2 separate regions of the Homo sapiens genome follow, and region 2 is linked to region 1. Evidence: read pairs that join two places in POLR2A ChIA-PET (ENCODE). Cell type or tissue: MCF 10A. All regions are shown on one strand. Links, peaks and the distances in the headings refer to the core of each region. The heading gives the core; the rest is flanking DNA. Region 1 has its middle 130 kb from the start of LINC02674. Region 2 has its middle 81 kb from the start of LINC02674.

What was found. ChIA-PET counts read pairs that join two places held together with the same protein. Peaks named below come from ENCODE experiments on the same cell type or tissue, not always from the same donor. Only the 100,000 strongest peaks of a DNase experiment are listed, where the experiment ranks them.
Region 2: POLR2A ChIA-PET joins it to region 1 with 7 read pairs; 2 of 35 experiments call an interaction of 5 or more read pairs at or near these places.

Annotation. Positions count from the first base shown.
Region 1 is chr10:117,857,738-117,863,123 of GRCh38, forward strand. No RefSeq gene overlaps it. Among named protein-coding and RNA genes, the nearest start is that of LINC02674, 130 kb to the left of the region's middle. In MCF 10A, for the core only: a CTCF peak has its summit at 3,301 (motif pointing right); no DNase peak of the experiment used is centred there.
Region 2 is chr10:117,651,106-117,656,491 of GRCh38, forward strand. No RefSeq gene overlaps it. Among named protein-coding and RNA genes, the nearest start is that of LINC02674, 81 kb to the right of the region's middle. In MCF 10A, for the core only: no CTCF peak of the experiment used is centred there; a DNase peak (open chromatin) is centred at 2,216.

The DNA of each region.
Region 1 (5,386 bases), core at 328-5,327:
TTTTTGCTCATAAGTTGATGCTGCCATACTTGTCTCCAAACATCATGTTATACTGATGAGGGGACTGTGGTGTGTTTAGGATGGAAGTGAGGAGTGGAGGAGGGAAAGGGAGGAAGAAAGAAACCAGCAGCAAGTACTGGAATGACCATGTAAACCTGAAAATGCTCGAGAGTGAAGCCAGTGTGGAGGGATGCAGAGGCAAAAAAGAAAAAAAAGAGCAACAACCAAGCCCCCCAAGGATGTCATCCTAGCATATTGATCCAGCCCTGCTTGAAGCAGGATCTATTTTTTGGACCTTTCAGTTACATGACCCATACATTTTTATTTTTGGCTGTGGCAGTTTGAATGAATTTTATACAAAATCAAAAGAATACAATCTAAAATAATATCCTACTTCATTTCCCTTCACCTCTACTCTTCAACAATTCAAACCTAATTGGAGAGACAGCGTGCTATCTAGCCATTCATGATCATTCCTGCCTTTTATCCATTATCCATCCATCCATCCATCCATCAATCCATCCATCCATCCATCCATCCATCTATCCATCCATGTATCCACCCAGTATCTATTGAGCACTCACTTGGAACCAGATGTGAAAAGAACAAAGATGAATGTGAGAATGCATCTTTTCCTTAAAGAGCTGCAGGCACATTCACAAAACTGCAAATCTGGTAAAACAGCTACTATTCAATAGCAATGTACAGTTAGAGGGGCAGCCTTACAAATGGGATGGTGTGACTTTGGGAGAAGTTTCTCTACATTTCCATGTATTGATTATTTAAGGCTACTTAAAATATTGTACAGGTAACAAACCTACACGTTGTGCACATGTACCGTAAAACTTAAAGTATAATAAAATAAAAAAAAATTGTACAGGTTATATGGTACATTTTAATACAATCCCCACCTTTTGCTTCAGCTCTCTGAATTGAATGATGCACATTTTTGAACGAATGAATTCTCAAACTTCAAGCCCCCTCCATGTGCATACATCTTCACTGTCTCAAAAGACTCCAGCATGAGGCCAGGGAAGAAAAGTGTCAAGTATGTTCAATATTTAAACAATTTAGAACCTCCCTATATCTTCTGCCATAGAGACATAGATTTATTTCCTGGTGAGATGGAGGGATCCTTTCTCAAGAGCTCCTAATAGAAATCCTTCAGTCACTCTCAGTGAGTGGACTTTAAACACAGGTAGAGACGTATCATCAAATGGATGTTATTTAGAAGACATGTTTAAAAGACTAAAGAAGAGACTGGCCTGTCCAGCTGATTAATTATTTTTCAGCCAATTTCTCCCTGCTAAGGGTACTTTTATCACAAAAATGATCAAACATAACGCAAATTTATTAGGAATGCATCCTTGATTTGTTTCCATTTGAGATGATTATGGGCTTATTATTTATTTTGCAAATGAACTCTGAAAACCTTTAACGTGCAGTGTTATTTGGTAACAAGATTTGATTTAGAATTCACATTGAGTATAATAAGCTATCAAAGGAAATGTTGCATCAGAATCTTTTGTGCTGTGTGTGTGAAATGTTCAAAGTAAGTACAAATATGACAAAATCTAAATCGTACATTTAAGAGGAAAATGGTGCTAAAAATTCTTGCTTGATGTTCAGATAATACAAGCAGCTTATAAGCCTTTGTGTTTTACTTATCTGCATTGTAAATAATATTAGGAGCATCCTAAAGTCATGGATTATTTATAAAACACAGATCAAAAGTCAATGAGTTTAAAAAACATAAAGTTAAACTTTTTAGTCTTTTTCCATAAGGCAGCATGACTTTTTCATATGCTCCCCACCTTTGAACAAATATGTTCACAGCAGCATCATTAAACATGTGATCACATCTCAACATAGCGGTGTCATTCACACGTTTTGGATGGGTGAGGGTGGGTCATTCTAGTGGTGCCCAAACATTATCAGGGAAGGGAGAACTGTCAGTTTTTAGAGAGTCATTTTTAGAAAGACATGGGGTAAAATTTGGGGGCTGTGAAAAAAAGAAAAGCTGTACTCCTGGATTATTATCTCCCCTCACATCATTATTTTCCTCTCTCACAGTCTACAATTCATTACCTAAATCTTGCAACTACGTACCTGTCTCCAGCCTCTCAATCTCTTCGTAAGCCACAGAAGAAACTTCTCCTTCGGATCTTAGATTCCAGCTGTGTGCTAAAGGGGACAGTGTTGGAGCCAAAATAGGGAAGAGATGTCACCTGGTAGCACTTTCCATAGGATGTGTGTTGTTGGTGGTGTTTTGACACTGAGCCGTCTGGCGTTGGAGGCCTCTAAAGCAGTGCGTCTCAGGCTTGAATGTGTAACAGAGTCCCCCAGGGCTTGGGAAATGCAGATTCTAATTCGGATGGTCTGAGATGGGACCAATTCAAACAAGCTCCCAGGTGATACCGATGCTGCCAGTCCTCAGCCTGCACTCTGAGTAGCAATGCTCTGAAGAATAGTGAATTGATATTCAAGATAGGGAAGCGCTGGGACATTAGGAATAGTGTGTGTGTACGTGCATGTGTGTGCATGTGTGCGTGCATGTGTGCATGTGGTGGCAATGGCCTCCTAAGGCGTGGCCCATTCTTTGCCAACTCAACTCACTTGCTCTGGTGAGTAATCCAAGCAGTGTAAACATGTTTGACTCCTCAGACTGTGAGCTATTATTTGAGTCTCACACTATGAGATATTATTATTGAAAACCCTATTTTACAGATGAGGCACAGAGAAGTTAAGTGTCCTACCCAGTGTCACAGAGCTAATAATAGAGATAGGACCTTTTGGACCCACCCTGCCAGGATCTACACAACATGCCTTTAACCCCTAGGCGATCCTTCCTCTGAGAATGTGTTTCAAGCTCTTTCCATCCTTGGGACCTTTGCAAATGCTGTTCCCTCTGCTAAGAGTGTCCCCCTGCGCCCACCACAACCTTTGCTCGATGACTCCACCTTCAGATTTTAGCTCAAACATCACTTCTTAGACAGCCTTCACGGACTCTTGTCTTACTTCAAATTAAATACGCTCTGCTTTTCTCTCAAAGCACCATGCTGCCTTCCCTCATAGGTCTAATCACATTTTTCAGTGTTTTGATTCCTACTGTTAGCTTGTTTTCACACCCATCTCCCTCACAAAACTGTAAGCTCCATGAAGCCAGGGACTATCACTGTTTATTTCACTAGCCTTCAACACTGTGTCTGGAACAAAATAAAGGCTCTAGACTACCTTGATTGACTGACTGAATGAATGAAGTGGATTTACATTCTGCAAATAACCACTAAGCCACTAGAGGGCAAATATATTCATCACATGGACATACATTTCTCCAGTGTACCACATATGGTTGACATACCTAAGAAAATGAATTCAAACAGCATTTCAGCTCTCATATGTGCCATTGACCATACAATAGGTAGAATAAAAAACTCATCTCAACTACATTAAAAAAATGAGGATATGAATTGCAAAAGTCCATTCATTTCTAACTTCCTGATGCATCCCTCACCAGACACTGAAAAGAAAAAAATAATCCAAACGAAGTCCGAGAGGATTTTCAGGTTTTCAGAGCACAGTTCTACTTTTATTCTTTTTTGCTCAGGTTCTGTCCCAGACTTAATGATATTCCTTTTTCCCATGGTGTGCAGGGAACTTGGGGGGAAACTGAGCCTGAGAGCGGCATAAATACAGGTTTTTTTAGGGACTTGGTCCATGCATGGTGTCTCTGCAATGAGTCATCAGGGCATCAAGGATGATGTCAGAGAGGATGTATTAGGCTGTTCTTGCATTGCTATAAATAAATACTGAGACTGGGTAATTTATGAAGAAAATGGGTTAATTGGTTCACGGTTCTGCAGGCTGTACAAGAAGCATGATGCTGGTATCTGCTCAGCTTCTGAGGAGGCCTCGCGAAGCTGACAATCATGGCAGAAGGCAAAGGGCAACTAGGCACATCACATGGCCAGAGCAGGAGCAAGAGAGAGAGTCGGGAGAGGTGCCACACACTTTTAAACAACCAGACCTCCCAAGAACTTCCTGACTATCTCGAAGATAGTACCAAGAGGGATGGAGATAAACCGCTCATGAGAAATCCGCACCCATTAGCCAATCACCTCCCACCAGGCCTTGCCTCCGACACTAGAGATCACATTTCAACATGAGATTTGGGCAGGGACACACAGGCAAACTATATCAGAGGACAGTTGTCATAGCTTGAGTTCTCCCAGAAACAGAACTGGAGACAAGAATTCTGGGCAGGCTGTCTGTTGGGAAATAAGATGGACATGGGAAGTCCACTGTAAAGTGTGTGTTATCCAGCCAGCGACCACTGGGTGCCTGGAATTTAATCCCATGGGGAGACCCCGAGAAGCATTAGGGCCGCCCACCATTTCACCTCTTTACCAGTTACTATTCTACCCACTGAGAAGCACAGACATTCACACGCTACTCCAGTAGGGGGGATGTAATGCTCAGGCACCCTAGCCTGCTTGAAGTGGGCAAGACACTTTACTTCCAGGGCTGGAGAGAAAGCTCTCTGGCAAAGATACAGAGAATGGCAGACTGAAGGATGAAGAACGGAGAGAGTCAGGGAAAGAGATGGCGTCTACTCCAACAGCCAGGCTGATTCAATCATCATTTCCTAGTTGGGAAGAAGAATCTGGGAGCTGACAAGCCACAGGTTTGACTCACAATGACATTTCTTATGTCCCTAGGTCCTCAAATCTTCCTCTGATCCCCCGAAGCTACCAAAACAAAGGGAATGTTATGGCCATGGAGCTGTCACGATTCCAAACTCTAGCATTATTGTGGTCACTTGCCTTCAGGAAGGAGGCCTGCTCCAAAGACCAGTGCCACTGTCCCATGGTGTCCAGATTCTTGAGATGACTTCTCTCCTAAGTGCAGAGATGGTCCTGGCTTCCTGTCTGCCATCCTGTGTGATCTTGGACTTGGGTCTGAAATTTTCTGGCCCTTTATTGCCCTGTCTGTGGAAGAAAAGAGGACACCCTGACACCTTCACCATGCCTATTTCACAAAGATGTTATGAGAAGAGACGAGATACTATCTGAAATCTACTTTAAGCTCAAAGGAAAAGTGCTCTCATGAGCTGTATAAATATAAGTTATTACACAGTATTATTTTAACCTGGCCCAAGTTTAGATTAGTTGTATGAATCATTCATCAACCTTTACTTTGCATAATTAAAAACGTGTGGTTCTTGGAATCTTTGTTTGTGAGGCAAGTTAACATGGCAGGACTAGGACTGGCAAGCTCTTAGTAGTCAGTGACTTCTGGTCTAAGGACAGATGCCTTGACTGATGGGTGAAATTCTATTGTCAGTTCTCATTTGGAGATATTCTTCATCAGTTTGTTGCAGATCCAT
Region 2 (5,386 bases), core at 262-5,261, 210 kb before region 1:
CTTTGCTTGTATGATAAAAAGCAACATCCTGGACCCTATCTGTATCTTCAACCTCGTCTCCTGTCCTGCCCTCCTTCCTTCTGCCTCCAGCCATGCTGGGTTTCCTTTAGTTTGTTGTGCCAGCCGGTCGCCACATCTCCTTTTGGGCATGTTCTCACCTCCAGGCTCCTGTGCTTTCAAGTCTCAGCTGTGATGTCACTTTCCTAGACCAGCTAAACCCGCTTTGGGTCTTATAGCCCTCTGGATTCTCCTTTATGGCACTCATACCAGTGTGATGACAGAGGGCCTTGTTATCCTGAGGTGATCCTCCCTGAAAGGACACCTCAGACCAAGCCCACTTAACATAGGAGCCAGTATTTCATGGGAAATGGGATTTAAAGAAGATTTGATTAAGATTTTCTTGAAAACGGAGATTAGAAATTATGAACATAAATTTATTTTTATCTTATACTTACCCAATTTTAGATTCTAATTTCAACCACACACTGAAGTTTAGAGTGGACAAAAGTTGAATCAGATGTTGATAATTTCAAGCAATATAATTTTTATGACAAAATCGGATAATGGCATGAGATGGCCTCCCTTGTTTTGTAATTTTAAAAAAAAATTCTTTAAAACAAAAACATAAAGAAAGCTGTTTATTGCAGAAAGGGTCTAGGTCTTTATGCATTTGCCCAAGGGCTTCCTTTAACCACTTGATCCAACCATTCTGTTTTGACTATGAATTCATCATCCGTGGCAAATCCCTCTCTCTCTGTTGTTACGTGATCTAACTGTCAGAGCTTCATCTATCATTGGCTTGGCCTGGGGTTTAAGCTGTTCTTTAGCATCACTGTCGTAGACATCATAAAATCCTACAGCTTTGGTAAAGTCTTCAATTTTTTTTTTCAATTTGTTTGTACTGCAATTGCATCATACTGTCAGATAACAGAAAGAAAGAAACAAACAAACAAAAAACAAGGAGAGATGGAACAGAAATGATGACAGCTCTTTGGGCTGTGATAGATGCTGACATTATGTATGTTGTTTGAGTAGACACTGATCTTACAAGTGGTTAGTTCACTGAATATTTTTGAAATTCTCAGGCTAATTTCTGTTTCTCTATGAAACCTCATGAATGTGGACACTTGGCTAATAAATACTCAAGAGTATGTGGCCTCCCTATGTACGAATATTTGTGCATTTACTTGTTTAATGTTATCTCCCTCCCTGGACATCAGCTCCATCAGAGAGGGACCTCTGAACCACAGGGGCCTAGAACAGGTCTAGCCTAGAGTCAGGGCATGGTCAAATGTTTGCTGAACAAATATGCAAGCTCAAGAGGAACTGGGAGGAGAGGATCCTTGATAGAGTGGTCTCAGCTCATCGAATCATTCCGTTTTCAGTGATCTGGGCTCCTTAAGATCAAGCATTGGGCTGATTGGTTGAAATTGTTTCCTTATTGTTCTAGGGTAGTGTTTAGGAAAAGGAATGTATGGGCCAAGCTACTGCTCTTCAGGTGAAAGCAAAGGAGAGATGATTGCCCCCCAAGGGGAAGAGTTTTAGGGTTTTTACTCTGGGCTTGGCTAGTGAGGGTGAGTTGTGGATCTGTGTTAGGGTACTCAGGCTAAGCAGAAGCTCTGGGAGAAGAGAGTGCTGCTACTTCTGACCTCCACTGGGAGAGCCCCTTCCAGAATTCTCTCTGCTCCAACCTGGGAGGGGAATGTGTATGTGTGTAAGTTCCTTGCATGGTTTTGGGAGCTTGGTGGCTTCAGGCCTGTCTCTAAGAGACAAGCCTAGGAAGCTGTATATAATAAACCAATATTGTGGCTCCAGACAATCTCTCAGAAGAAATGCAGTGTCTTGGGTAATTTTCTTTACTTGGAAAATGTCACTCAAAGTGGCTTGCTTTGGGAACATTTTAGCCCCTGGAGATTACCTAATACTGGGCCTCTCACTCTTGGCCACACAAGTAACCCTCATGACAGATGAGAGTAGCCATGTACCCCTGAAGACACATGCTGGAAGGAGGACACTTCTTTGATGTTTTATTGGAAAATTAATGTACATTTTGCATTTGATTTCAAGATGTGCTCAGGTTTACTTTTATATAAAAATACTACCTCCTCAAAAAAAAAAAAAAAGAAAAAGAAACCCTTCAAGTGAGTCAGGCTTGTGTGCTCTCAGGCAGTAACACAGGGGTTTCCACACCCCAGTTTGTGAAATGACTCATGTTAATGACTCATTTCTGGAATAGTAACTCTTCACCTCAGCCACTGCAATGTGGAATGCACCAGCATCATCAGTCTCTGGGTCCTCCTTAGCACTGATTCTGGGTTAGAAAAGCAACAACTCTCTTGGCTAGTGTACACCTTCACTTTCATGAAATTACAGCTCCTTCCAGAGAGCAGTTAGATGTTCATTATGATCTAGTTTGATCATTTAAGAAAACAAAGAAAATATATATATGCTACACATGTTTTAATTTTTCTTCTTACTGACTTTCGAAAAATAAGTTGTTGGATCAGTTTCCAGATAGGTAGAAGTTTGAATATGGGAGTTGAGCAAATTCTTGAGGTTCACTAAGGTTTTTCTTCTCATTAAGATCTGGGGGATTTCTTTTCTGAAAGGCCTAGCCCCTGCTCTGCTCCTGCATTTTCTGAAGCCTTTACATCCCAACAGAAAGCTCTTTCTGGATTTAGATGTTGACAGTAATTTCGTTTCTTTACATGCCAGCATAAGCTACAGTTTCTTTCTGGTCAGCATTTTTCAACTTCATATTTTAGCCCAGAATCCAACAACACCATTAGAAAACTGACGAAGCATTTTATATTTGTGCTCCCTCGTCAGGTAGCTAAATCTCAGAGCTTGACATTTAGGCACATAAAAAAAAAAAAAAAAAAAGCCCCAGATACTGTGCTATGCGTCAGCTGGTTCATACAATTTTACCACATTCATGATATTTTTGTTAATAAGATTTAGTATCACAGAATGAGACAGAACTAGAAGGGGCCTTTAATGATCATTTAATTTAATCTCCTCATTTTTAGTGGAAGAAACTAGGCACCAGAAAGGTTTAGTGACTTACCAAAGGTCACACAATGAGTTAGGAACAGGGTCCCAGTCTGCTGACTCATTCTGGGATACCACAATATAGAGTTAACTTTTGCTGCATGTCAAACTGCCCCAGTGTTAATGGCTTAAATTGCTTATTTAGGTAAAAATTCTGTAGGTTAGCAATTGGCCTGGGCTCAGCTGGGTGGTTCTTCTGGTCTTTGCTGGGCTGGGCTGATCTTGGCTGGGCTTACTCATGTCTCTGCAGTCAGGTAGTATGTTGGCTGGGGCTGGCATGTGATGATGGCATCATCTGAAATTACTGAGATAATAGAGGCTTCTCCCATGTGATCCCTCATCTTCCAAAATGCTAGCCCAGGTTTGCCCTCATGGCAGTTACAGGGTTCCAAGAGCAACAAGGGAGAAATCTCTCAATGTGCAATCATTATTTTAAAGACACTACTTATGTCATGATTGCTAATGTCCCATTGGTCAAAGTAAGTCACAAGAACAAGCCCAGATGAAAGGGAATGGACAGAGAGAGAGAGAGAGAGAGAGAGAGAGAGAGAGAGATAGGATATCCTATAGGCCATCTTTTTAAGAGTCTCACTTCTAGTTACCTGGGATGACAATAATGACATGCAGTTGTAAATGATATCATGGGCTAGCCTCTTATAATTGAGTTATTTCAGTTCATCTGGTGCTGGTAGATTTTACTTTATTGTATATTATTTTCTCTTCAAGTACAATCTATTGTAGGTGGACATATGAGAGAACCAAAAAAAAAAAGGTACTATTTCTTGTTCCCCAGTTTATGATAAAAACTCTCTTTAAGCTCCCAAAATGCTGTTAAAAAGAAGCTCAAAGGATCTGTGGATCTATCCCAATATTTATTTGTAGGTTCAAGGAGCAATAATAGTTCTAGCCTTCATATTTTAGGACCATTATATGGTTTGTACATGAAGCTCATTCTTTACCCCATTTGACTTTCATAGTCTTCCTGTGGAGTAGCTGGGCATGAGATATTTGCACTATTTTACAGATTGGGAACTAAGGCTCAGATTCTCACTCCTCCTGCCCCGCCCCACCCTACTGCCCCAGGAATTGCCATGGGACTCCATAGGTGTGATGCCTGTGTTAATTTCCTCTTCCCCCAAGTCTAGAAGCCTGTGGAGAACCCCCAAACAGCTCTCCCTCAGCTCTGTGATTTCTCTCCAGTCTCAAGGTTGGAGGACCATTTTAACTGTGCCATTCTGGGAAGAGGGTTCCTGCCTTTTCTTTACTGAGAGGAGCCAGGCCACAGATGTGGGCTCCTGGCCTCCAACTTTCCTCTCAAGGTGCCTCAATTTGTCTGAGTGTCATCCCCTCATCCTCGGAGGGTCCTCCTCCTCCACCTCCTTCTCTAAGTTTAGTCCTTCACTGGGATCCTGATTCCATCCCTCTCCTTGCTGGGCTCAGGGAAGGTTCCCTGGAGGAGGTGGTGTGTAAACTGACCCCTGGATGATGAGGAAGGTCTTTCTGGTATCAGGCATTGGCAACAGTTTGAAGTATTTTCTAGTTAAGAGGAAATGGTAGCAATCAGTATGAGAACTGTGTGGCAGCTTTCATGACTGGAGGTTAGAGTGTGTTATTAGGGGCAGGAGGAAGGGAAAAGATGGGCCCTTCCCTCAAGTGGCCTCACCACAATCTATCCCACCTCAATGGAAAATCACTGGCTGGTGGGAATACGTCTTAGAGAAGGGTCCAGCTTGCTAGCCAGAGGCCACAGGTAATAGCCACCTGGTGCTTTCCCCTAGCTGGGACAGATGAGCACATATTCTCTCATGCTCTTGGAAAGCCTGGAGTGGTGTAATAAGGACCAGCATCCAACCCTTTGCCGGATTACTGAAGGCAGGTGGTGAGGAAGCCACACTCCACACCAGTCAGCATCTCCTCCATCAGACCTCAGGGCCTGGAAAAGTCATGTCTCCTCTGAGAAACTGCTGTGCTCTCCTTGGGTTGGTTTGTGTTTCATCTGGTGGATACCATGCATAGTTAGACTGTCATTGATTGTAGTTTCCTTTCTTCTTTGGCTGCTAGGAAGCTCCGAGCTGAGTGTTTTCCTAATGTATTTTAAAGAGTAAAAATCAGTTTGTTGATTTTTATAAATAGAAATATAATAATAATTAAAAATTTTCAACAGTGCAACAATGTATGAAAAAGAAAGTTTAGGTTTAAAAATCACTCCAACTATTACCATTAGGTAAAAATATTACAGATATTATTTTCTGTCTCTCCGTTTGTGGAGACACACACACAAACATACACACATGCAGTTTTCCATATATGTCAATATTCATGAATGGACTTCCAT